Regions from separate parts of the Homo sapiens genome. Here all the other regions are linked to region 1. A link is a contact called in ENCODE Hi-C or POLR2A ChIA-PET data. All regions are on one chromosome and are shown on one strand. Each heading gives the region's core, a stretch centred on a gene start or an enhancer-like site at or near the end of the contact. The rest is flanking DNA. Distances are from core to core; before and after follow the strand shown.

What was found. Hi-C counts contacts between places; a loop is a spot of excess contacts on that map. ChIA-PET counts read pairs that join two places held with the same protein, here RNA polymerase II (POLR2A). Pooled maps may share reads with other maps.
Region 2: a loop to region 1 is called in a map with no recorded cell type, with 3 times the contacts of the local background. The contact joins two enhancer-like sites. A Hi-C loop is called at or near these places in 5 of 37 single-sample maps with no recorded cell type and 3 of 50 pooled maps. POLR2A ChIA-PET finds 5 or more read pairs at or near these places in 1 of 52 experiments (activated T-cell).
Region 3: a pooled map shows a loop between it and region 1 (4-fold over the local background). The contact joins two enhancer-like sites. A Hi-C loop is called at or near these places in 3 of 37 single-sample maps with no recorded cell type and 4 of 50 pooled maps. POLR2A ChIA-PET finds 5 or more read pairs at or near these places in 1 of 52 experiments (GM12878).
Region 4: a pooled map shows a loop between it and region 1 (4-fold over the local background). The contact joins two enhancer-like sites. A Hi-C loop is called at or near these places in 6 of 37 single-sample maps with no recorded cell type and 4 of 50 pooled maps. POLR2A ChIA-PET finds 5 or more read pairs at or near these places in 1 of 52 experiments (GM12878).
Region 5: a loop to region 1 is called in a pooled map, with 2.2 times the contacts of the local background. The contact joins two enhancer-like sites. A Hi-C loop is called at or near these places in 1 of 50 pooled maps. POLR2A ChIA-PET finds 5 or more read pairs at or near these places in 2 of 52 experiments (CD4-positive, alpha-beta T cell and GM12878).
Region 6: a loop to region 1 is called in a pooled map, with 4 times the contacts of the local background. The contact joins two enhancer-like sites. A Hi-C loop is called at or near these places in 2 of 37 single-sample maps with no recorded cell type and 2 of 50 pooled maps. POLR2A ChIA-PET finds 5 or more read pairs at or near these places in 1 of 52 experiments (CD4-positive, alpha-beta T cell).

Annotation. Positions count from the first base shown.
Region 1 is chr20:54,015,778-54,020,025 of GRCh38, reverse strand. The region is part of intron 4 of BCAS1 (brain enriched myelin associated protein 1); the gene reads left to right. Among named protein-coding and RNA genes, the nearest start is that of MIR4756, 51 kb to the left of the region's middle. Within about 2 kb of position 2,010, at least 3 of the 41 ENCODE cell types and tissues checked have a DNase peak (open chromatin) inside an H3K27ac peak, as active enhancers do; they include GM12878, where a contact is called at or near this core.
Region 2 is chr20:53,577,596-53,581,843 of GRCh38, reverse strand. ZNF217 (zinc finger protein 217) reads left to right here. Exons shown (of 6, transcript NM_006526.3): 2 at 1-383; 3 at 3,394-3,510. Among named protein-coding and RNA genes, the nearest start is that of ZNF217, 14 kb to the left of the region's middle. RefSeq lists an enhancer at 1-4. Within about 2 kb of position 1,928, at least 26 of the 41 ENCODE cell types and tissues checked have a DNase peak (open chromatin) inside an H3K27ac peak, as active enhancers do.
Region 3 is chr20:53,640,944-53,645,191 of GRCh38, reverse strand. No RefSeq gene overlaps it. Among named protein-coding and RNA genes, the nearest start is that of ZNF217, 49 kb to the right of the region's middle. RefSeq lists enhancers at 1,774-1,823, 1,864-1,913. Within about 2 kb of position 1,876, at least 29 of the 41 ENCODE cell types and tissues checked have a DNase peak (open chromatin) inside an H3K27ac peak, as active enhancers do; they include GM12878, where a contact is called at or near this core.
Region 4 is chr20:53,658,192-53,662,439 of GRCh38, reverse strand. No RefSeq gene overlaps it. Among named protein-coding and RNA genes, the nearest start is that of ZNF217, 66 kb to the right of the region's middle. RefSeq lists enhancers at 1,119-1,178, 2,099-2,158, 2,169-2,228. Within about 2 kb of position 2,244, at least 19 of the 41 ENCODE cell types and tissues checked have a DNase peak (open chromatin) inside an H3K27ac peak, as active enhancers do; they include GM12878, where a contact is called at or near this core.
Region 5 is chr20:53,684,119-53,688,366 of GRCh38, reverse strand. No RefSeq gene overlaps it. Among named protein-coding and RNA genes, the nearest start is that of ZNF217, 92 kb to the right of the region's middle. Within about 2 kb of position 2,171, at least 2 of the 41 ENCODE cell types and tissues checked have a DNase peak (open chromatin) inside an H3K27ac peak, as active enhancers do; they include GM12878, where a contact is called at or near this core.
Region 6 is chr20:53,706,475-53,710,722 of GRCh38, reverse strand. No RefSeq gene overlaps it. Among named protein-coding and RNA genes, the nearest start is that of ZNF217, 110 kb to the right of the region's middle. RefSeq lists an enhancer at 2,671-2,720. Within about 2 kb of position 2,347, at least 10 of the 41 ENCODE cell types and tissues checked have a DNase peak (open chromatin) inside an H3K27ac peak, as active enhancers do.

The sequences.
Region 1 (4,248 bases), core at 761-3,260:
CTAATAGGATAGACGTATATGTGAAAGGGAGTTTATTAAGGAGAATTGCCTCACATTATCACAAGGTGAAATCACACTATAGGCCGTCTGCAAGCTGAGGAGGTAGGAAGCCAGTAGTGGCAGAAGTTCAAAAGCCTCAAAAGTGTGGAGGCCGACAGTGCAGCCGTCAGTCTGTGGCCAAAGGCCTGAGAGCCCCTGGCAAACCACTGGTGTAAGTCCAGGAGTCCAAAGGCCAAAGTACCTGGAGTCTAACGTCCAAGAGCAGGAAGCATCCAGCACAGGACAAAGATGAAGGCTGGAAGACTCAGCAACCCAGCTTATCCCACCTTCTTCCACCTGCTTTGTTCTAGCCATGCTGCCAGCCGATTGGAAGGTGCCCACCCACATTGAGGGTGGGTCTTCTTCTCCCAGTCCGCTGACTCAAATGTTAATCTCCTCTGGCAACACCCTCATAGACACACCCAGAAACAATACTTTACCAGCCATCTAGGCATCCTTCAATCCAATCAAGTTGACACCTAATGTTAACCAGCGTGATAGTACTTTCCAAGTTGGTCTGTGGAACGTTAGTCCAATAAGATGGGCCTAGAAATAGGGCTCTGCTATGGAATAGTTTCAGAAAATCTATTTGCTTTATAGTCTCTACTGAAGATTCACAATGGACATCCACCTACTAAAGGCTCTGAGAAGTCCTGCAGCAAGCACGCCTGTTTCACTTTGTTTAACCAAGTGTTTCTCAAACTTAATCATCCATGTAGCTGTTGGGCCTCTAACAAGGTAGCTCAATTTTCCAAGGAATGGTTCTTCTAGAGAACGTTGAGCTAGGCATTTAGACCAGAAGTTGTATGATGTTGGCTGTGGGTTTGAAGAAGTAAAATAAAATAAAAAACATAAACCAGAAGTTGAAAACTAGCCATCTGTAGAAGGCCTCTAGCCAGAGATGCATCTTACTTGGCCTACATAGTGTTTTAAATAATATTTTAATTAATTAATTATATTTTTGAATTAACAAAGTTGATGATATTTTAAAGCAATAATATGTCAATACAATTCTATATTTCAGACTTCCCCATAATGGGTAGTTTTGCCCTATATTTCCAGACAGAATGTGAGTTGTGACTGTCCCTTAAGATGGGGCACCCACTCTCCAGTTCACCAAATGATTCCCAGCAGCGCAGCCATGTAGGTTGTCCTTCGTCATAACACTTGCATTGGTATTTTTCTTGGGTACAGTTGAGAATCAAGTAAATACACCCATCATGGACCACTTTACTTCCTTCATCCTTCATAGCACTTATCAGAATTTGAAGCTACTTAGATGACCATCTGTCATTCCAGCCTGAGAGTCAATCAGGCAGCCAGTGTTAAGCAATATATAAAAGGGGTGGGAGGCTGGGCGCGGTGGCTCACGCCTGTAATCCCAGCACTTTGGGAGGCCGAGGCAAGTGGATCACGAGGTCAGGAGATCGAGACCATCCTGGCTAACACAATGAAACCCCGTCTCTACTAAAAATACAAAAAATTAGCCAGGCGTGGTGGCGGGCGCCTGTAGTCCCAGCCACTCGGGAGGCTGAGGCAGGAGAATGACAGAGCGAGACTCTGTCTCGAAAAAAAAAAAAAAAAAGTAAGTGGATACTTTCATTTATTCATGCAACAAATATGAGTATTTCCTTTGTGCCAGGAATGATTTTAGATTCCCCAGCAGGTAGAACAGTGTACTTCATGGGAGCTTTCCTTCTAGTGGAGAGACCAACAATTTAAAAAAGAAAGAGAATTAACAAGCAAACACTTCCAGAGTTTAGAAAGAGCTCTGAGTGAAATAAACAGAGTTTTGAGATAGAAAGTAGACAGGAGAGTGAAAATCACAACTGGGTGAGGAACAGAAACAGAGAAGTGTTTAAACAGTCAGTGAATAGCATGTGACTTTTTCTTTCTTTCTTTGCACGGGCCAAACAATTCTTAGAAAGTCTGCAACCTAATTCTGGCAGCATTCAAAACTGTTTTCTCGCTTTGGGGAAGTGTTTGTTAAATAGATGACGAATGTGTTCTAGGCTGTGGATTATTAGTTTTTTGTATTTAAAGGCAGGTTTTCTGGTGTGGTTTTTGTTTGTTTTTTGTTTTTGTTTGTTTGTTTTCCGTAACATTGGGTATTTTTCCTTTAGTAAATGTGAAATGCTGTCACCAGTCTGGAAGGTTGTGCTTGTTAGGAACTAATCATGGAACAGAAGAATCTTCCACAAATCCCTTTTGCCCAGTGTGGCTTACCCTGGGAATCACTCTTCACTCACTCTGCCTGCAGCAGTATTTTTCCATTTTAAATCACACATATTGGCCGGGCGTGGTGGCTCACACCTATAATTTCAGCAGTTTGGGAGGCTGAGGCAGGAGGATCACTTGAGACCAGGAGTTCAAGACCAGCCTGGCCAACATGGTGAAACTCCATCTCCACTAAAAATACAAAAATTAGCCAAGCATGGTGGTGCACGCCTATAATCTCAGCTACTCAGGAAGCTGAGGCATGAGAATCGCTTGAACCTGGGAGATGGAGATTGCAGTGAGCCGAGATCGCACCACTGCACTCCAGCCTGGGCAACAGAGCGAGACTCCACCTCAAAAAAAAAAAAAAGAAAAGAAAAAAAATCACACATAAGGGAACTATACTTAAGAGTGTGCCAACTCATGTGTCCTTAGGACTATCCCCAAAGCAAAGCCTGCTGCCAAAAGGGAAACAAGAGAAGAACATTTTATTGCTTAATTCTCTACCCACATTTTACTTGCCATTGGAACTCAAGTTGACAAATTCACTTACCCCTCAAGCAGAGGAGTTGCTGAGGGAGAAAAGAGAAAATGTACACTAGCTTTATATGGGAAGCAAGTGTGCGTTGCTTTCTTAGATAGATTTCTTTCCCCCCTCCCCCTATGTGAACAACAGACAATGCTTTATTTAATCTTACAAATGTAACATCTCCACATCAGTTAATAACTATGGATTAATGATGATGTACCATGCTAAGGCCCTGGGCTAGACTTCTGCTACCCCCGTGTGAGATGAGCCTTAAGTATCCTGAGGTTATGTCCACAGGGTAGTAAAACAGGTAGTGATGTTGTGATTTACAGTAGAGAGTATCACACTGGATAATTGGTCCAACCCGGCTTGGTTCAATTAGTATAAGCAGCTGAAATTAACATTGCCTCTCTCTTCCCCAAAAGAGGAAGAAAAATGGCTAAGTGGAACATTTTTATATCTGTGTTATCCAGACTCAATTTCCATCTCAGAAAAGATGCCAGAGGACAATGGAAATCTAGATTTCTTGGTTTTATATTTTCATGTTATTTTATTTCCCTCTGAAGTCTTAGATAATTTCTTAATCAACTACCTGGACCACTAAGAAGCTTGTTTCCACCGTGGCGCTTTGGCAGTATGCAATTTTAAAGTCTTCAAACACACATGCTTTCTGAATGAGCAAATCTGCATTTAAGAATTTATTGATTGATAGGTCAGGAGGGTGACTATAGTTTACTGTACATTTCAAACTAGCTAGAATAGAATAAGTCGAATGTTTTTAGCATGAAGAGAAGACAAATATTTGAAGTGATGAATATCCCAAGTACACGAATTTGATCTTTACAAATTACATGAATGTATTAAATTATCACACGTACCCCAAAATTATGTACATCTATTATGCATCAATAAAAAATGTTTAAAAATAATGTATTGAGAACATGATCAATATTTTATGCATGGGGCTTTAAAAAATTTCCAGTATTGTCTGTAAGAAAAAAAGCTGAAATGATCCAATAGGTCTTTCATATTGATTGTGGCACACCCTTACACTAGACACCGTAAACGAGGGTGACATAAAAATAGAATTGGTCAGGTGAAGAAAGTGATAGTATAATGTTAAATGAGAAAAGCAGATTTCAAAATAGCATGCAGAAGAATCTCCTCTGGGTAAAAATGATCTCTGCCTTCCTGTGCCATAGCTCTGTCATCCCACCCAAAGAGCAGCGTGGAATAAAAAATTGCAAATTGTTGACAGCAGTTGACTTTCAGTAATAGAATAATCGATGCATTTCGTTTTATTCTTTGTTATCTGTATTTTCTCTTTTTTATAAAAGGAGCACTGTAGTGAACCACCAATCTAACTAAAAGTAAAAAAATGCCACCATCTAGGTAATTTCTCGATTCCTCCTCTAGACTGCATTAAGAGGCTGAGGATTCCTGAGCTGTGTTAATTAGAAATT
Region 2 (4,248 bases), core at 679-3,178, 440 kb after region 1:
TTCCGAGAAGGAGCTTGGAGAAACAAATAAGGGCAGTTGTGCAGGCCTCTCGCAAGAGAAAGAGAAGTGCAAACACTCCCACGGCGAAGCGCCCTCCGTGGACGCGGATCCCAAGTTACCCAGTAGCAAGGAGAAGCCCACTCACTGCTCCGAGTGCGGCAAAGCTTTCAGAACCTACCACCAGCTGGTCTTGCACTCCAGGGTCCACAAGAAGGACCGGAGGGCCGGCGCGGAGTCGCCCACCATGTCTGTGGACGGGAGGCAGCCGGGGACGTGTTCTCCTGACCTCGCCGCCCCTCTGGATGAAAATGGAGCCGTGGATCGAGGGGAAGGTGGTTCTGAAGACGGATCTGAGGATGGGCTTCCCGAAGGAATCCATCTGGGTAAGCTGCCCTGTCTCCGTCCCGTGCTGTTCCGCCTGTGTCTGTCTGTCTCCCCGTCTCCCCCTCTCTATTCCCATCTCCAGACAACGCTGGCCAGGAATGGGGTTTGGAGAGCCAGAGTCAAGTCCAGGCTCTTTTTGGTATCACTCTGTGTAAGTCATTTAACCTCTCAGGGCCTTAATTTTCTCATTTCTGTAATAACAGGGTTGAGTTAAGAGGTCTCCTTGTTCTGAAAATATATATATATTTTTTAAACGTGTATCGTTTTGCTCACAAAACACACTTTAAAAAAAAAATAACTTGTGCATCCAGCCCAAATGCACTGCTTCTTAACTGGGGCGATTTTGTTCCCAATCAGTATCTGGCAATGTCTGGAGGCATTTTGGTTGTCATACTGTGTGTGTGGGTGTGCCTGCTGGCATCCAGTGGGCAGAGGCCAGGGACACTGCTCAGCATGGTACAGTGCACAGGACAGCCCCATCATCAAAGAATTATCTGGTCCCAAATGTCAATAGTTTGAGCATTGAGAGACCCTAGCCTTCACTTAAGTTTTTCTGGCGTTCCTGATCTTTTTCTGTAGTGAATTTCTAGTGGCCATAAAAGGTACTGGGAGTGATGATCAACTAGAGCCAGGAATATTATTTGGGCAGCCGTTTGGTGCTGTCCAAAACCTTGTCCTTTCTGTCTGGCAAGCTAGTATCCATTTATAGGTACCTCAGGAACCCAAATGATTTGTCATAAAATACAAGGAATGTGAGCACACTGAAGACATTTTTAAGAAGGCTCATTTGCTCAGCAGAATTTTCAGTGTACTAGTGGCATTTATAGAAAGAGAAGGTGATCACTGAAGGCATGCTCACATAATATTCCTGAGCCCTGGTGGGCGTTATCTAGGGCAAAGGATTCCACCTGTGTTTGGAGTTGCGCCCATCCTCACTGTAGCCAGAGCTTCTCCTATCAGAGTTTAGTATTTTGTTTGAATAGAGGATCTTGCTGCTTAAAACAGTTGAAAAGACCCTGATGGGCAGGCCGTAATTGACAAGCGAATGATGGGAACATGAATCGGTCTTAGGGAAGCATCTGTCAAAGTGGTCCTCGGTTAAAACAAGTGCCTCCTCCTCTCAGTGTCACTTGATTGTGTGCTTGAATTCTTCGGAAAACTGGGTGTATGAGACCCACGATGAATTTGCCCACACGATTGATTGGACTCTTCCTTCACCTGCTCTTCAGCCAGTGCCAGTTCCTTTTCTGATCATGTGATTGACGTGAGAACTGTAGTCTGTATATCAAATCTTTAGAATGTTTTTGAGTTTCCTGGGACACAGGAAACCCAGCACTTAGCATACTACAAATCTAATGTCTTAATGGCATCATAAAAAGAGGCTTTAAACACAGACTCCAGTTAGCTAAGTGGTTTCTGCTAGTGCCGGTACTGTTGCAGGGGCCCTGTGAGATGCCCCAGTTCCCTGAAAGAAATGAAAAGGCCAGTTACCGGTAGGTGGTGTGGAAAACATGGGCTAGATCATCAGGCAGGACAGAATGCCTGGCTGTGGGTGGGAGCACCCCAGCTTGGCGTTGAGTTCTGGTTCTACCACTGCGTTGTTTTGTGACCAATTATGAGTTGCTTAACCTTTCTTTGCTACTATTTCCCTGTTTGCAAAATGGTTCATTGACCCCTGTCTTCCACCTCCCAAGGACAATTTCAACAGCCTATTTGTAAAAAGATCACAGTCCTTTAAAAAATATAACTGTAAAGTCAGAGGTGATGCTTGAAAGAGCAGGAACCAGGTAGATGTGGAAATGTCATGTCCTTTGTTCTAAAGAAAAGGCATTTCATAGCTTTTTGGATATGACGCAACATACCATAAATCCTGACACATAGTTGGGAGTCGGAAATTGCAACAACGCCCAGTTATAAACCCAGCTAGTTTGGGTATGATTGTAAGAAAAAAAAGCTGGCCATTCTGTATTTGGGGAATTGATTTTCCTAAACTTATATTATCTTAGTAGTCTAGATTTATCATATTGTACTATCATCCTGGCTTTTTTAAGACTTAAGAAGATCAAGTAAATTTTTTTTTCTTTCTTTAGACACTATATAGATCATCAAGGGTGTCTGTCTTACAGGTGGATAGTGATATGATCTACAGTGAGGGGACATTTATTTAAAACTTAAACATTCATGTGTTTTGGGGGTGGTATTTTAACGGCAGCACCTCTGATTGTCTTTTGGAGGGCTGGTGTGTGTTTGAAGTTCTGTCCTCCTTCCAGTGGACTCTAACTTCTCCTGATGCACGTGAGACACATTGTCCTATTGTCCTGCAGAAACTAAAGCCAAACACTGTCATTTGGGGACAGGTTTTCATTTGTCAGATCTCTTTCGCCCACATGAGTGTTTGTGGACAATACAGCCTGCTTTCCAAAACTTTGCTAAATTTTGACAGACTTTCCTAGGTGCTTGCCCAATGCCAGACTTTCTTTTCTGTTGAAGATTAAGTTGTGCTTGCTGCCCTCTAGTGGTCAGTTGTTTAATCCTAACCTTAAACGGCTTATTTTTCCCCTGGTGGTTGGGAAGTTGACGGTTTGTAATTGGCTCATTTTTCTAAATTATTCTGAAGAAGATAATTTTTCCCGCCAGTATGTATGTCCACCTTCAGTTTGCCAGATCCTGCCTGCTCAGAGACACTGAGAACCGGAAGCTGCCCGGGCAATTCAGTCTATGAAATGATCTTTCTTGTGATTAAGGCAAACGAAGAACTGAATGTTTAATAGTGTACTCTGCTGTACCCAGAAAAAAACAAAACAAAATCATGTTATAACACTCTAAAACTTCAAACAACCTCCAACAGCATTTGGTGTGTGTCTAGCCGTTTTGTTCTAACCCGATGTTATATAAAAGAATTTTTTCATGCTTTCCAAAAATGTTTATGTCAAGAATATTTAAGTCAGCATGCCTTATTCAGGTACTTCAGCTACCTTCTTATATAAATATTTTTGTTTTTCCTTTAAGATAAAAATGATGATGGAGGAAAAATAAAACATCTTACATCTTCAAGAGAGTGTAGTTATTGTGGAAAGTTTTTCCGTTCAAATTATTACCTCAATATTCATCTCAGAACGCATACAGGTAAAGAACTTTTATTTTTTTAACCATGCATTAGTTAAATTATGTAGTTATCTAATTTTTTTGTTGTTGTTGTTCAGATACTCTGCCAGATCCTTGGACTAGCTTAAGGATAAATATGTAGCATGTTGATTGCAGTGGTTATTTTTATTCTTTTAGTGCCATTGTAACTTGAGCCATTGTTCTTATTTGCAGTTCATTTCTTTTCTTTCTTTTTTGTTTTTTGAGACGGAGTCTTGCTCTGTCACCTCGGCTGGAGTGCAGTGGTGCAATTTCGGCTCACTGCAGCCTCCACCTCCCTGGTTCAAGCAATACTCCTGCCTCAGCCTCCCCAGTAGTTGGGATTACAGGTACCTGCCACCACACCCGGCTAATTTCTGTATTTTTAGTAGAGATGGGGTTTCACCATGCTGGCCAGGCTGGTTTCGAACTCCTGACCTCAAGTGATCCGCTCACCTTGGCCTCCCATAGTGTTGGCCTCCCATAGTGCTGGGATTACAGGCGTGAGCCACCGCGCCCGGACAAAGTTCATTTGTTTAGTTTATGACTGCTATGTCCTGACTCTTATCTTATTAAAAGCTACAGTATTTTAAAATGCTGCATCTTATGTCTTTATGATTGAGAATGAAATGAGAATCTATTTAGTAGTCTTGAGATTGTGAAAGGAGCTATGACATCATGATGTAGGAGGCTGCGTAGATTTGAAATTTCATCTCTTCCACTTACTATCTGTGCACCCTT
Region 3 (4,248 bases), core at 627-3,126, 370 kb after region 1:
CATGCCTGGATAATTTTTGTATTTTTAGTAGAGACGGGTTTCATCATGTTGGCCAGGCTGGTCTTGAATTCTTGGCCTCAGGTGATCTACCCATCTCAGCCTCCCAAAATGCTGGGGTTACACTGCGCCCAGCCGCACAGCCCACTCTTAAGACTAGCACTATTATTATTATTATTATCATCATTTCATTTCATTTTATTTATTCTTTTGAGACATAGTCTCATTCTGTTGCCCAGGCTGGAGTGCTGTGGCCTGATGTCGGCTCACTGCAACCTCTGCCTCCCAGGCTCAAGTGATTCTCATGCCTCAGCCTCCCCAGCAGCTGGGATTACAGGCACCCGCCACCACACCCAGCCTGGGCGACAGAGAGAGATCCTGTCGAAAGAAAGAAGAAAGAAAGAAAGGGAGAAAGAAAGAGAAAGAGGGAGGGACAGAGGGAGGGAGGGAAACCACCTGAATATTTGTGTTAGCTTAAACTCAATTTCAGCTGTAATCATGGAAATCAAATTTATATAAGAAAATATCAGATTAATTCAGTTTTCATACACACATTCACTCGAATTTTTAAATTTCATCAATTGATTTTAGAAAAGAGCAGCATAGTGAAAAAAAGTGAAGAACTATATTCTTGCCAAATTTATACCTAAATTTTACTGAAATATTAATTAGTTTTTTTTGTTGTTGTTTTTGTTTTTCTGGAGACAAGGTCTTGCTTTGTTGCCCAGGCTGGAGTTCGGTGACAATCTTGGCTCACTGCAGCGTCAACCTCCCAGGCTCAAGAGATTCTTCCACCACAGCCTCCAGACTAGTTGGGACTACAGGTGCACACCACCACAACCAGCGATCTCGGCTCACTGCAACCTCTGCCTCCTGGGTTCAAGCAATTCTCCTGCCTCGGCCTCCCTAGTAGCTGGGATTACGGGCATGCACCACCATGCCCAGCTAATTTTGTATTTTTAGTAGAGACGGGGTTTCTCCATGTTGGTCAGGCTGGTCTCCAACTCCCTACCTCAGGTGATCCACCCACTTAGGCCTCTCAAAGGTGCTGGGATTACAGGTATGAGCCATTGCGCCTGGCCCATTTTTCATAAGAATTATAAAATTGCATTGTTTCTGACATGGGCGTAATCTATGATCTGCCTTCACCAAAAACATGCAGAGGAAAATAAAATACATATTTTTTATTTTTAGTTTCTCTGCTCTTTTGGCTTTATTGTTTGAAATCTTTTTATTAGTAATAGGTATGTTTGGTGTTCACTTTTTCCATACAGTGCATTAATGTGTGGTTTAAATACAAATTTAAGTGCAAAATTATAAGACAGTAGCCTGGAAAGGCCCATTTGGGCAGATGTGGCTTATTAAAAATCCCAGCTGGGTGCAGTGGCTCACCCCTGTAATCCCAACATTTTGGGAGGCTGAGATGGGCAGATCACCTGAGGTCAGGAGTTCAAGACCAGCCTGACCAAGATGGTGAAACACTGAGTCTACTAAAAATACAAAAATTAGCTGGGCATATGCTGGGCACCTGGAATCCCAGCTACTCAGGAGGCTAAGGCAGGAGAATCCCTTGAACCTGGGAGGCAGAAGTTGCAGTGAGCCAAGATCGTGCCATTGCACTTCAGCCTGGGTGACAAGAGCAAAACTCGGTGTCAAAAAAAAAAAAAAAATCACAATTTTTGGGTTTCTTTTAAAACTTAAAAATGGAGGATGAATTTCCAGCATCCTGCTACTCGGACGGAGGAAACAGAACAGGAACAAAGCTGAAGTGAGCTAGGCAGGCCGAGGGAACCTCTGGCTGCCTCCCATTGCTGCTGCACGCAGGTAATGCAGCGGTTCATAGCCTGCCTTCCAGCCCTGGTGTTAGACGACTTTCAGTTACAGTATTGTGGTGAATCATTTCCTTCCAAGGCTCAGGGTGATCTATCACACGGGCGTGTTGTCTAGATTTTAACAACAATATGAGCAGAAAAGTTCCTCATTCCAGAAATGCAAAACAAATTACATAAGAAGTGTATTCTTTAAAGGAAAAAGCAAAGTCTACATAAAGGCATAATGAATAGGAAGAACAATTATGCGTGGGAAAACAAAGCTCTTTAAAAAAATCATCAAAGAAATGAGGTTTTTCTTCCCTTGTCTAATTTATAACAGTGACGTTCCTTTTGAAGACAGGAGCAGGGGCATAGGAGCTGGAGTATCGGCCTTAGCTGTGCCTTTTGTAATGTCACTAGGGACAGGGAGGGGGAGGAGTTGTGACGGTGTTGGAAACACTGGCCCTGGTGTATTATTGCTTGCACTACAGGAGTTTTTGGTTGCCAAATCAATACCTTGGTTGTCCTTGAAAAACCCTGCAGGTCTGTTTTTAATAGCTTGCTACACCGGTGAAATTACCCTGATTACTTAGCAAAGCCTCACCTTTGATCCACTGATCTAGTTAGAGACCTGTGTGAGAGAGAGAGAGCCTGTGGCCCCAGAGATATTAACAAATTAGAAGAAGAAGGAAGGGAAAACTGCAACTTACAGAAATACAGGAAGTCTGAGGTTTGTCAGTTGTTGAAACATTTGATATTGTCTTTTAAGAGTCTCCGTGGTCTGAGAGCTTTCTTTGGGATAACAAAATACTAACATTAAAGAGCAACGTTCGGGCACAGTGACTCACGCCTATAATCCCAGCACTTTGGGAGGCCAAGGTGGGTGGTTCACGAGGTCAGGAGTTCGAGACCAGCCTGACCAACATGGTGAAATCCTGTCTCTACTAAAAGTACAAAAATTAACCGGGCATGGTGTCATGTGCTTGTAATCCCAGTAGGAGAATCGCTTGAACCCGGGAGGCGGAGGTTGTAGTGAGTCGAGATCGCGCCACTATGCTCCAGCCTAGGCGACAGAGCAAGACTCTGTCTCAAACAAACAAACAAAAAAAGAGCAACAACAATAACACCACAGCAAAGCCACCTGCTATTCAAAATCAAGAACAGTGGATCAATCCAAATTAAAGAATGGTGGCTGGTATTGTTTTCCACCTCACTCTCCCAAGAGATACATATGCCCAAAAACATTTCCATTTCCTGTTCATGCAACAGTGAAGTGAAGGGTCATTTTCCTTCCAATTTTTGTACTCATTAGACAGAGTGCCTTTTAAGCATTTATTTATTTTTAAATTAACAGACTTTATTTATTTATTTATTTTTGAGAGGGCGTTTTGCTTTTGTCACCCAGGCTGGAGTGCAATGGCATGATCTCGGCTCACTGCAACCTCTGCCTCCTGGGTTCAAGCAATTATCATACCTCAGCCTCCTGAGTAGCTGGGACTACAGACGTGTGCCACTAGGCCTAGCTAATTTTTTTGTATTTTTAGTAGAGACGGGGTTTCACCATTTTGGCCAGTCTGGTCTCGAACTCCTGACCTCAGGTAATCTGCCCGCCTCAGCCTCCCAAAGTGCTAGGATTACAGGCATGAGCCACCACGCCCGACCCAGACTTTATTTTTTTAGAGGAGTTTTAGTTTACAGAAAATTGACCAGACGGTGTGACAAGTTCTCATATGCCCTCTTCTCCAACTCCCTCCTTCCATCTGTACAATTCCCCCTATTAGTAACATCCTGCATTGATGTGGTCCATTTGATACACTTGATGAACGAATAGTAATACATTATTACTAATTAACGTTTATAGTTTACATTACAGTTCACTCTTTGTGTTGTACAGGACTATGAGTTTTGACAAATGCATAGTGACATGTATCTACCATTACAGTATCATACAGAATAGTTTCACTGCCCTAAAATACCCTCCTTTTATATTTCAACAAGCTGCCCTTCCAAGTTCTGTCCTTTCAACATAACTGCTCTTTTTTTTTTTTGAGACAGAGTCTTGCTCTGTCGCCCAGGCTGGAGTGCAGTGGCTCGATCTCGGCTCGCTGCAACCTCCGCCTCCTGGGGTCAAGCGATTCTCCTGCCTGTCTCCCGAGTAACTGGGATTACAGGCACACACTACCACACCTGGCTAATTTTTAAATATTTTTAGTAGAGACAGGGTTTCACCATATTGGTCAGGCTGGTCTTAAGCTCCTGACCTTGTGATCCACCTTCTTCGGCCTCCCAAAGTGCTGGGATTACAGGCGTGAACCAATGCACCCAGCCCATAACTGCTCATTTTTTCTCGTTTTTCCTTCTCCAAGGTGCTTTTATTTTAGGAATAGATGAAAGTTGATTCTCTTTGTTGGCAGAGACCTACAGAAAGTCATTTTGTGGC
Region 4 (4,248 bases), core at 995-3,494, 360 kb after region 1:
CCAAATACTCCCAATATAATCTTAATTATCTTTTTTTAATAGCACAAGGAGCTGGGTGCGGTGGCTCATGCCTGTAATCCCAGCACATTGGGAGGCTGAGGCGGGAGGATCACCTGAGATCGGGAGTTCGAGACCAGCCTGACCAACATGGAGAAAAACCCTGTCTCTACTAAAAATACAAAATTAGCTGGGCACAGTGGTGCGTGCCTGTAATCCCAGCTACTCGGGAGGCTGAGGCAGGAGAATTGCTTGAACCCAGGAGGTGGAGGTTGCGGTGAGCAGAGATCGTGCCATTGCACTCCAGCCTGGGCAACAAGAGCGAAACTCCATCCCAAAAAAAAAAAAAAAAGAAAAAGAAAAGAAAAAAAAGAAATAGCACAGGGAATACTGACCACATTTCTGCCTTTGTTCAGTTCAGATTGACAAATATTTGTTGAGCTCCGACAAGCAGGGAGAGGGACAAGGTGAACCAGCCCTTTCCTGCCCCTAAAGAGCAGCATAGCCACCAAGTAAACACATCATTTCAATATACTGTGGTAGCCCCTGGATAGAGGGAACTAAAAGTTGCTACAAAAACATGAATGCTATCTAGAAACTCCTGCATTTTCTCTTGAAGCATGTGAAGGAGTTCATCTGAAAAAGATGCCAAAAAGCCAAGAATCCAGCATCTACATCATCTTAGGAGGGAGCAGGGATAGGTAGGGAGGAGCCACCAGCTCTCGGATATTCCCAGATGCTAAAAGGTAAAGTGAATTCTTCTATAAGGATGTGTCTATCTAGCTGAGTCTGCAAAGCCTCCCCACAGTAAATCTGAAGTTGAGAATGCCAAAGTATTTGCTTTCATCTAACTCTTTGACAGACAAATAGAATACAAAAATAAAAACATCTCTCTTCTACCCTCATTGTAATCTTTTTCCTCTTTTCAAAATCTTTTAAACAAAATGCCTCTTTACTGTGAAATCTGTTCTATTGATTTGTTTTCATAAAAGATCTCTCTCCTAAAGAAAGGAAAAGCCATCTTTGATCTGACTTGACAAAAAGATCTAATCAAACAATAAAATCTATGAAGGAAAAAAAAGAAAAAGAAGCAAGCTTCTTTGAGCCACATCAAATATATGAAAGAGAAAATACTTCATTTAAATGCTAAAAACTAACACAAAACAGCTTGAAATGTAATAACCTCTCCTGAATAAGTGAAACCACATGTTGATCTGACATGAGTTTCTAAGACACAATTAAAGGTCACTTCGTGTACAAACATCTCATTCGGAAGTGAGAAGCTTGAATTGCTGTCAGTATTTTTGGCCACCACGGGGCAGGTGCTCCCACCTGGCACAAACCATATAGACGCCCCCAGAGGGAATGAAGGTGATACTCCACATACTGGAAGCTTCAAATCTAGCCGCGCCAGGAAATGTTCAGCCCTGGATTTCAGCTGTTTCTCCCTTGATGTCCTAACAGAGAGGACTAACTAAATGTGAGAATCCTTGTTGTTTTAGGAAGCCCATGGAAGTGGCTTTACTTAAAAAACTAAAGGCTTCCTTTCTGCTCTGTCTGTCTTTATGACCCACCAGGGTCCTAGGAGAGAAGACATTAGGGTGTTGCAGCCACAGAGTCACATTTGGAAACGTCTTCCAGCAGCTGGGATGTTTCAATTCAAGACTCTTTAAGGGAACACAGGGTATTTGGAAAGTGACTTTAAAATGCCCTGGCCTCCAGGCCTATCTCCTCTTACCAAATCCCTTTAAGAAAGGATGTGCTGGGGAAAGACTTCAAAGTGTTTCAAAAGGGAAATCACATCTTGAAAGCTTTTCTCAGAATGAGAAAGAAACACATTATTTGATTTGAAAGAGAAGTAAATCTTAAGCAGCAATGAAGGAGGATCAAAGAATAGGTTCATGTGAACTTAAGAAGTGATCCTTTCCAGCGGAACGTGACTTTACTCTTTCCGATGCCCTCAACGCATTTTGGGGATTGTAAGTTTACTCGAGAATCAAAATAAAGAGGCGAGCCAGCGTTCCAGAAAATCACGTGGTCTCCCCCGCCCCCCAATCTATTTTACAGCCCTCTCCAGCTTCGAACTCGCGCCAGGCTGTGCGCACCGACTTTGCGCTGGCGGCGTGGACGCTGCGGCCACTCGCGGGCGGCGTGGACGCTGCGGCCACTCGCGCGGCTGTTGTTGTTGCTGCTGCGTGGAGGCACGCCGCTCCTTGCACACGCGGGGCAATTCTCCGGTTGGGGAAGGAGGAAAATGGCTGAGAAAAGGACCTAAGAAAGCCTTCAGGGTGGGCCCCCATTTCTTCCTGCCCCGCCCACACCCTGCCACACTCTCCCGCCGTCCCCTCCCCACCCCCCCTTGTTCTTTGGACCTGACCGATGAAAAATTCAACTAATACCTAAATAGATTCTTCTTGCAAAAAAGTAAAATCTCAAAGCAAAACAAAACAAAACAAAAATTTGTTAGGGGAGAAATCATCTGTGAGGTGCCCTTTCCATTCTAGCTCCCTCTCCCCTCTCCGTTTCCCTAAATGTTATTCTCTATCGATAGACATAGAGATGTGGATATTACCTGTAGATAGATATTTTAAAATTGTATTTATTTCTTAAAGACACTTCCATAATCTAATATACAAAGGAATTCATAAACTTAAGAGCGGAAGTTGTCACATAAATAAAAAACAACCAATACTTTTTGATCAGTAAAATCACTGATTCGGCTGGGCGCGGTGGCTCACGCCTGTAATCCCAGCACTTTGGGAGGCCAAGGCGGGCCGATTATGAGGTCAGGAGATGGAGACCATCCTGGCTAACAGGGTGAAACAAACCCCGTCTAAACTAAAAATACAAAAAATTAGCCGGGCGGGGCGCCTGTAGTCCCAGCTACTCGGCAAGCTGAGGCAGGAGAATGGCGTGAACCCGGGAGGCGGAGCTTGCAGTGAGCCGAGATTGCGCCACTGTACCCCAGTCTGGGCGACGGGGTCTCCGTCTCAAAAAAAAAAAAAAAAATCACTCATTCTTTGTAAAGTCCAATAAAATTAAGTTTAAGTCCATTGGTAAGAATGAGTAAGAAAAACAAGAGGGAATGTACTTATAAACAACATCAAGAATAAAAGTAGATACATAATTACACATACGGGGCCGGGCAAGGTGGCTCACACCTGTCATCTCAGGACCTTGGGAGGCCGAAGTGGGCGGATCACTTGAGGTTAGGAGTTCCAGAACAGCCTAGCCAACATGGCGAAACCCCATCTCTATTAAAAATACAAAAATTAGCCGGGCGTGGTGGCACATGCCTGTAATTTTACACCGAGCTACTCAGGAGGCTGAGGCATGGGAATCCCTTGAGCGTTGCAGTGAGTCGAGATCACACCACTGCACTCCAGTCTGGGCGACAGAGCAAGACTCTGTCTGAAATAATAATAATAATAGTAATTACACATACAGAGCAACCTTTTGAAATTTTAAGTGACTGTTTTCTACAGCTGTGTACTGTTTGGCTTGAAAACCTAGCTTTGTCTAAGGAAAAAAACCGAATTACCAAAATCAACCCAATCCAGGTGCTGTATTTACACCTGAAAGTATTGCTTTTCTTTACCTGCTTGCTTGATGTAATATATATTAAATAGCCACTGTGGAAAATCACGGGAAATTTTAATATTTTCCTCAGAAGCTTGTTAGTTAATCCAACTCTAACCCGGAGAAAGTTGCTGCATTAACAGTTTCTCAACAGACAAAAAATGGCCACGAAAACAATGGCTAGTCTTTATTTGGGGCTTACTCTACACCAAACATACACATTAGCATATTTGGCCTCCGTAATGCCGCTTAAGGTTTGATACCATTGCTATACCCATTTTACAGATGGCAAAACTGAAGTGTGAAGAGGTACCCAAGATCACACAGCTTTGAGGGGCAGAATGGGGATCCCAATGGAGAAAAGCTGTGACTGTTTAAAGTGTCATTCAAAGACTACATTACATCATAGGAGAATCCAGCTATAACTTCCCTTATCACATTTTAACTGGGAACCGCATAATTGTGCCATGAATAGTGCACCTATCTTACATAGATGGTCTTTAGCAAGAGCGTGAATTTAAAGTAGGAAAAACATTAAATGCCCTCAAGAAAGATGACTAAAAGATTTGAAGAAACTGAGGGAGTGTCAGCTAGGGTAAGGTTTACTTAATTGGAGATTTAGGGGATAAGTATAAAAAGAAAGTGTTAGCCTATACCTGGCACCCCAGAAAC
Region 5 (4,248 bases), core at 922-3,421, 330 kb after region 1:
AACAGTTATAAGTGATCTTGATTTGCAATCAGACAGATCTAGTTTTATAATCAGCACCACCATTCAATAGCTGTGTGTCCTTGGACAAGTTACTTAATCTCTCTGGGTGTTTCTCATGAGTAATACATGGATAATAATATCATCTCCTTGCATGTTTCTCTGGATTAAATGAGACAATCTAGGCTGGGTATGGTGGCCCATGCCTTTAATCCTAGCACTCTGGGAGGCCAAGGTGGGAGAATCACTGAGCCCAGGAGTTCAAGACCAGCCTGGGCAACGTAGTGAGATCCCGTCTCTATTTTTTAAAGTAGAAAAAAAATTCAGAGAATCTAGAGGTTCTTAGCATAGAACCTCAATAAATGTTTAAAATAAAGCAATAATTGTTTAAACTGGTTTTCATCAGCTCAATATTTACAGCGCCTGTTGCAGAGCCTAGCACTTTTAAATACTGGGTGTTTAAAAAGAAACTTGGGTATTTATTTTCATGTTTAGGCTGAAATACATGAATACATATCATGCAATCAGGCTCAATTATAATATTTAGTTTTTTCTTTTTTTCCCATCCCCACACCCCTATATTTAGATTTTTTAAATACAGTGTATTAATAAATTACTCATGAAAGGAAACCAGCTTGTCCCAAAATTATATAGGAAATAATGCATATCCTACAAAATAATAAACCAGTTCATTTCTTTTGGAAGGAAAGAAGGAAGGGAGGAAGGAAAGAAGGGCGGGAGGGAAGAAGAGAAGTCCACAGGGTTTTCCCACAGAAAGAAAAAGAAATCTCACAAATCGGCATAATGAGAAAGATCAAAAACTCCATAGGCAATAGTATGAAATGACAAGTATAATTTCAGTTCTAATATTACCATAATATGGTTTTCAAAGAACTTCATTCCTTTTTAATCAAATAATTATGGGAATAATATACCAGTTGGCACAGAAAACTGTAAAAGTATTTTATTAGAGAAGACTAATTAGAAAATCTAGCATTTCTTTTAGCATCTAAAGGCCCCACAGTTTGGGAGGTTTTATTTAGTGCGAAGAGAAAAAACTTTCAGTTCTCTTTTGAGTTAGCAATCCATATTATTTTTATTTTATTTATTTATTTTTTTTGAGATAGAGTTTCGCTCCTCGCCCAGGCTGCAGTGCAATGGCACGATCTCAGCTCACTGCAACCTCCGCCTTCTGGGTTTAAGTGATTCTCCTTTCTCAGCCTCCTGAGTAGCTGGGATTACAGGCGTGCACCACTACGCCTGGCTAATTTTTTTGTGTTTTTAGTAGAGATGGAGTTTCACCATGTTGGAGGCTGGTCTCAAACTCCTGACCTCAGGTGATCCACCCGCCTCAGCCTCCCAAAGTGCTGGGATTACAGGCGTGAGCCACCACACCCAGCCATATTATTATTATTATTATTATTATATATTTTTTGAGACAGAGTTTTGCTCTTGTTGCCCAGGTTGGAGTACAGTGGCACAATCTCGGCTCACTGCAACCTCCACCTCCTGGATTCAAGCGATTCTCCTGCCTCAGCCTCCCGAGTAGCTGGGATTACAGGCGCCCGCCACCATGCCCAGCTAATTTTTTGTATTTTTTTAATATAGACGAGGTTTCACCAACCAGGCTGGTCTCAAACTCCTGACCTCAGGCTATCCACCCACCTTGGCCTCCCAAAGTGCTAGGAATACAGGCGTGAGCCACGGTGCCCAGGCTGGGCCATATTATTTTTATTTATTTATTTATATTTTTTGAGACGGAGTCTAGCTTTGTTGCCAGGCTGGAGTGCAGTAACACAATCTCAGCTCACTGCAACCTCTGCCTCCTGGGTTCATGCGATTCTCCTGCCTCAGCCTCCCGAGTAGCTTGGGATTACAGGCACGCACCACCACACCCAGCCAATTTTTGTATTTTTTTTTTTTCAGTAGAGACAGGGTTTCACTATGTTACCCAGATGATCTCGATCTCCTGACCTCGTGATCCACCCACCTCAGCCTCCCAAAGTGCTGGGATTACAGGCATGAGCCACTGAGCCCGGCCTGTTTTTAAACAATCACAATTCAGCAGCCCATGGTTACTCAGATTGTGAACTGCCTTAGGGCTGAGTAGCTGGTAAAGGTGAAATCCACGTTTCTGAATTCTGACCTGGTAAACCAGCTTCCTCAGACCTTGTAATGAATAAGATGGGTGCCCCCAGCTGCAGGTGAAGTGACAGTTTCTTCCACCCACAGGCCACTTGCTCCCCGCTGTGAGGAACCACAGGCCACACTCTCCTCCCTACCCCCACCAGACACATATCAAGCCATCTTTGGTAGCTGTAAGAACTTTCTGCAGACCCAGTCTGGCTCAGTTCTGGGGACTCTAATCACGTTCAGTATTATTCAGAGTTGGATTCTGACATGATCAGTAGACGAATCAAGATCAAAATACTTTCTAAATTAGTACTAAAATACTCAATATAATAACCCAGTGTTTTCAGAAAGAAATCTGCACAGCTGGGGCTCAACTTTTTCTTGTTTTGTTGTTGTTGTTGCTTGTTTTGTTTTGTTTTTTGGCTCTTGTTTGTTTAAAATAGATGGAGAATGTATGCAAATAGGCAAAATTGTAAACTTCTTGGTCATAAGTAAGGCCCTCTAATTACTAAGCAACACTAGACATTTCAAGAATTGACTGCATTTACAGAATGCTTTCCTCATCTGTAAAATGTGGGTAAAATTAGAACCTGCCACACCGGGTCATTGTGAAGGTTAAATGAATTAATACCTGCTCAATAAATATTATTTTTTCAAGTGTTCAGTCCTCCCAGGGGGTGGTCTCTCTTAGGTGTCACAATGTCTAATAAGGGCCAGCTACATAATTTGTAAGGTCCAGTGCAAAATGAAAACACATGGCTTCTTGTTCAAAAAGTTATTAAAAATTTCAAAGTGGCAGGGTGCAGTAGTGCATGCGCGCAGTCCCAGCACTTTGGGAGGCTGAGGAGGGAAGACTGCTTGAGCCCAGACATTCGAGACGGGCTGCTTCCGAGCACAGAGCCCTAAGCAACTGCTGCCCAAGACATACACCCATGAAGCTGGCCCTGTGTCTAGCAATTCCGTAACTTAGGGTTGAGAATACTGAGGACCATACATTTACTCACTTAGCGTAGACATTAAACGAACAACACTTCACTAAGTCTCCTGAACAAGTCACCCAATCCTGTGAACCTATGGGTGATAAAATATGGGGATTATGCTGTAAAACCAAGTGCCCTTATCTTGGAAGTCTAGGGAATCCATAAATAAACTTGGAGAATATTAATGAAACCCCTGTAATTGTGCACCTAATCTGTTTGTGTGTCTTTTCCTGGGGAAATGCTCCATGAAGAATCCGTGAATCCAAACACAGGGAGTTGGAAGTGCTCTACCAGCCTTTACATTCCTAAAATCGACCGAGGGAGGGGACTCACGCCTGTAATTCCAGCACTTGGGGAGGCTGAGGCGGGATGATCACTTGAGCTCAGGAGTTTGAGACCAGCCTGGATACCATAGTGAGACCCCCGTCTCTACCAAAAATACAAAAAATTAGCCAGGTGTGGTGGCACGTGCCTGTAGTCCCAGCTACTCAGGAGGCTGAGGTGGGAGATGTCTTGAGCCTGGGAAGCGGGGGTTGCAATGAGCCGAGATTGTGCCTGCACTCTAGCCTGGGTGATCCAGCAAGGCCCTGCCTCCAAAAAAAAAAAAATCGTATATATTTATTTATTTATTTATTTTTGAGTCAGGGTCTCTCTCTGTCACCCAGGTTGGAGTGCAGTGGTGTGATCTTGGCTCACTGCAACCTCCACCTCTTCTGCCTCAGCCTCCCAAGTAGCTGGGATTACAGGCGCCCACCACCACACCCCGCTAATTTTTGTATTTTTAGTAGACACAGGGCTTCACCATGTTGGCCAGGCTGGTCTTGAACTCCTGACCTCAGGTGATCCACCCACCTTGGCCTCTCAAAGTGCTGGGATTACAGGCGTGAGCCACCATGCCCGGCCCAAGAAAAACCTTATGTGAATTCCAAAGATCTTCTGTAGGCCAGGGTTGAAAAAAGATAAATCAGTCAATCAATCAATCAGTTAATCCCTAAGATCAGCCGGGCACGGTGGCTCATGCCTGTAATCCCAGCACTTTGGGAGGCCAAGGCAGGCAGATCACGAGGACAGGAGATCGAGACCATCCTGGCCAACACGGTAAAACCCCGTCTCTACTAAAAATACAAAAAATTAGCTG
Region 6 (4,248 bases), core at 1,098-3,597, 310 kb after region 1:
TGGGTGATCCACCCACCTCGGCCTCCCAAAGTGCTGGGATTACAGGCGTGAGCCACCGTGCCTGGCCTGGCTAATTTTTTATTTTTTGTAGAAACAGGGTCTCGCTATGTTGGTCAGGTTGGTCTCGAACTCCTGGACTCAAGGAATCCTAAGGAGGGAGATTGGAGGCTGTTCTGGAACACATACCATCAATGTCTTAGGTAAGAATGGAGTCCAAGGCCGGGTGCAGTGGCTCGCGCCTGTAATCCCAGCACTTTGGGAGGCCGAGGCAGGCGGATCACAAGGTCAGGAGATCGAGACCATCCTGGCTAACACGGTGAAACCCCATCTCTGCTAAAAATATAAAAAGTTAGCCGGGCGTGGTGGCAGGCGCCTGTAGTCCCAGCTACTCAGGAGATTGAGGCAGGAGAATGGCATGAACCCGGGAGGCAGAGGTTGCAGTGAGCCGAGATCACGCCACTGCACTCCAGCCTGGGCGACAGGGCGAGACTCCATCTCAAAAAAAAAAAAAGAATGGAGTCCAAGACTGTCAAACACACTTTTGAAAAAGGAGGTGGCTCAAACAGATATTGGTACACCAGGACTCACCACAGCATTATTCACAATAGTGAAAATGTGGAAATAACTCAAATGTACATCATCAGATGAACAGATTAACACAATGTAATATATACATGCAATGGAATATTATTCCACCTTAAAAAATAGAATTCTGGGCTGGGTGTGGTGGCACGCCTATAATCCCATCACTTTGGGAGGCCAAGAAGGATCACTCGCGCTCAGGAGTTCAAGACCAGCCTGGGCAACACAGGGAGATCCCCTTCTACAAAAATAATAGGAAATATTAGCCAGATGTAGCAGTGTGCATCTGTGGTCCCAGCTACTTGGGAGGCTGAGGTGGGAGGATTGCCTGAGCCCTGAGCTCGGGAGGTCGAGGCTGCAGTGATCTGTGATTGTGTCACTGCACTCCAGCCTGGGCAACAGAGTGAGAGCCGGTCTCAAAAAAAAAAAAAAAAAGGGGAATACTGATATATGCCTCAACATGGATGAATTTTGAGGACATTATGCTAAGTGCATGAGGCGAGACACAAAAGGACAAATATGAATATTGTATGGTTCCACTTATATGAGATACCTAGAATAGTGAAATGTATAGAGACGGAAAGTAGAGTGGAGGTTGCCAGGAGGTGGGAAAGGGGCGGATGGGAGTTAGTGTGTTTTTTTTGTTTTGTTTTGTTTTTCTTGAGACAGAGTCTTGCTCTGTCAGCCAGGCTGGAGTGCAGTGGCGCGATCTCAGCTCACTGCAACCTCCGCCTACTGGGTCCAAGCAATTCTCCTGCCTCAGCCTCCCAAGTAGCTGGGACTATAGGTGCACGCCACCACGCCTGGCTAATTTGTGTATTTTTTGTAGAGACGGGGTTTCACCACATTGGCCAGGCTGGTCTCAAACTCCTGACCTTGTGATCCATCCACCTCGGCCTCCCAAAGTGCTGGGATTACAGGCCTGAGCCACCATGCCTGGCCGGGGAGTTAGTGTTTAACAGGGATGGCATTTCAGTTTGGAATAATGAAAAAGTTCTGGAGATGGATGGTGGTGGTGGGTGCACAATGAGGTGAATGTACTTACTGTCACTGAACCATGCCTTGAAAAATGGTTACAATGAGGCCATGCATGGTAGCTCATGCCTGTAATCCCAACATTTTGGGAGGCTGAGGTGGGAGGATTGCTTGAGCCCAGGAGTTTGAGAGATCAGCCTGAGCAACATAGCAAGACCCCATCTCTACAAAAAAAAAAAAAAAATAGAAAAATTAGCTGGGCATGGTGGTACATGCCTGTAGTGCCAGCTACTCTGGAGGCTAGGATGGGAGGATGGCTTGAGCCTGGGGAGGTCAAAGCTGCAGTGAGCTGTCACTATGCCACTGCACTTTAGCCTGGGCAACAAAGTGAAACCCTGTTAAAAAAAAGAAAGAAAAGAAGACAGGGGAGGGGAGGGGAGGGGAGGGGAGGGGAGGATGGTCAGACTGGTAGATTTTTGTCTCGTATATTTTACCACAATTTTTAAAAACACACTTAACTGAAAAAAAAGAGGTAGTTGGTGGAGGGAGGAAGGCAGGGACAGGAACTACATTTGTTGAGTGAAAATGACCCTGGACCAGTCAGCCTGTTAAGCCTTCCATGCGTATTATCTCATTTAATCTTTACAACGTCTTTAGGCTTTAGATGTGAGCCTAGTTTACAGCTGAGCAAACCAATGCTCACAGCGATTCAGTGCCACAACAAAGCTGTGATTCCGTTCCACATTCCTCTCTCTGCCCACACTATTAACCTGCTGCCTTTAACCCACACATCACCCCCTTGTCATTTGCTTGAGCCATCTGCAAAAACCACTCTCTCCCATGCTACTTTCAACAGAGTTGGCTGCCACGGTAGAGACCTTAAAAGGGGCTGAATTGCATAGGATGAATTCATAAAAAATATGAGCTCATTTGAATCTTGAAATCTCAATGGTATCATTTTCATTTTGAAAATAAGTCATGTCACTTGTTCCACACACAAATTCAGGTACTTTTCTGGACACTGGAGAGTGTTAAAGAGATAAAGAAGCCAGCTACTTGATGAAGAGCCTGATCTAATAGGATAATCAGATAAAGAAATCAAAAGCACCAACTCTGTGTCACAAGCATTTGCTCAGGATGCAGAGGAAGCTCAGAGGATCCCAGAGAAGGGGTTTGCAGTTACTCCTAAGAAACCAGAACGCTCTTCCTCCCTAGAAAATGTTAGTCACCCTAGAACTTAAACTGAGTTAAGCAGAACTCTAACTTGCAGTTTCTGACACACTTTCACTTCCCCACCCACCTTCCTTCCCACTGGTCAGTTTCCTGGGAAACATTCGCATTTGGAGAACAAAAATACCAATAACATGTCATTAGAATGTCATCAACATGACAAGAACATTTTGTTAAAATAATTACAAGTCCTAAAGTACATGTGACAATTATTTTTAAATAAAATTCCTTTCACAGCAGGGAGTCACTAATGAGATGCTTTGTGTGTGTATATGTGTGTGTATGTGTGCAGGTGTGTATTGTGTGCCTGTGTATATGTGTATGTAAATGTGTGAATGCATGTGTACGTGTATGTGCATGTGTGTGTTTGAGCCTGTGTGCATGTGTATGTGTGCGCTTGTATATATGTGTGTGCTTGTGTGTATGTGTTTGTGTGTGTGTGTGCTTGTATATATGTGTGTGCTTGTGTTTGTGTGTGTATGTGTGCGCATGTGTGTGTGAGCTTGTGTGTGTGCGTACACATGTATTTAATACAAAAAAGCATTTGATTTCTCAGGATGTTTATGCCCTGGGTCAGAACAGTGATTGAGGTTTAATATTAACTTTGGCACAATTTAGGTAAATTCTGTTACTTGGAAAGAATTAGCAAGGCCTCTGGGGTTTTGTGATGGAGACAAGATATCATGGTTGTAACAAAACCTCATTTTTGTTAACTTTGTCCAAGAAAGAATAGGATGCTGCTGTTTCAAGAGATTTCGGTTCTGGGTCTCAAGTCAAAGGAAGGTTTGAGAATGTGGTGCATCAGAACTCTTTGTACTGGCTCTGGAAAGCTGATTTTGCACATGTCTTTTCAACTCTATCCTCACAGACTGCAGTCTAAAATTAGACATGGTGGGAATATTTACACCGTGGAAACTGACAAACACAACCAAGACTCCTCTGCCTCCACCCACTAGAACCAGTTAACCAGAGTGCCACTGGTCTAGGAGTTATAAACAGTTACTTTATACAGTTGTTCATGGGTATACAGCTTACCCATGAGATCCTGAAATAGACTGTTTCTGCTCATGTGAACTGCACCTCTGTGGTTAGAAAGGATGTTACTGTAATTTATGATACAAGATGGAGCCCTTTTCTCTTGTTTAAAAATGCACTGAAAGGATGTTGCAGGCCCCAAATGTGGGTTATCATAGCTTGCTTAGAAAGGGGAATTTGTAAAAGGGGCAATCTCTAGTTCTGGCAAGAAACTCTATCTGGGCTCCCACTAAGGGATTAAGTATCACGCAAGTACATTCTTGCAGCAGACCGATTCAGCTGGGAGGAAAGTCTCGCCACAACCGAGGGGTTTAGAGGAAAATAACAAATTGCTTCTCAGAACTGGTAGAGAGGATCTTTCAATTCAAGAACATACAGACAGCAAAATGCACAGAATGTAGAGACAGGGTGGGTTTTTTATTTTTA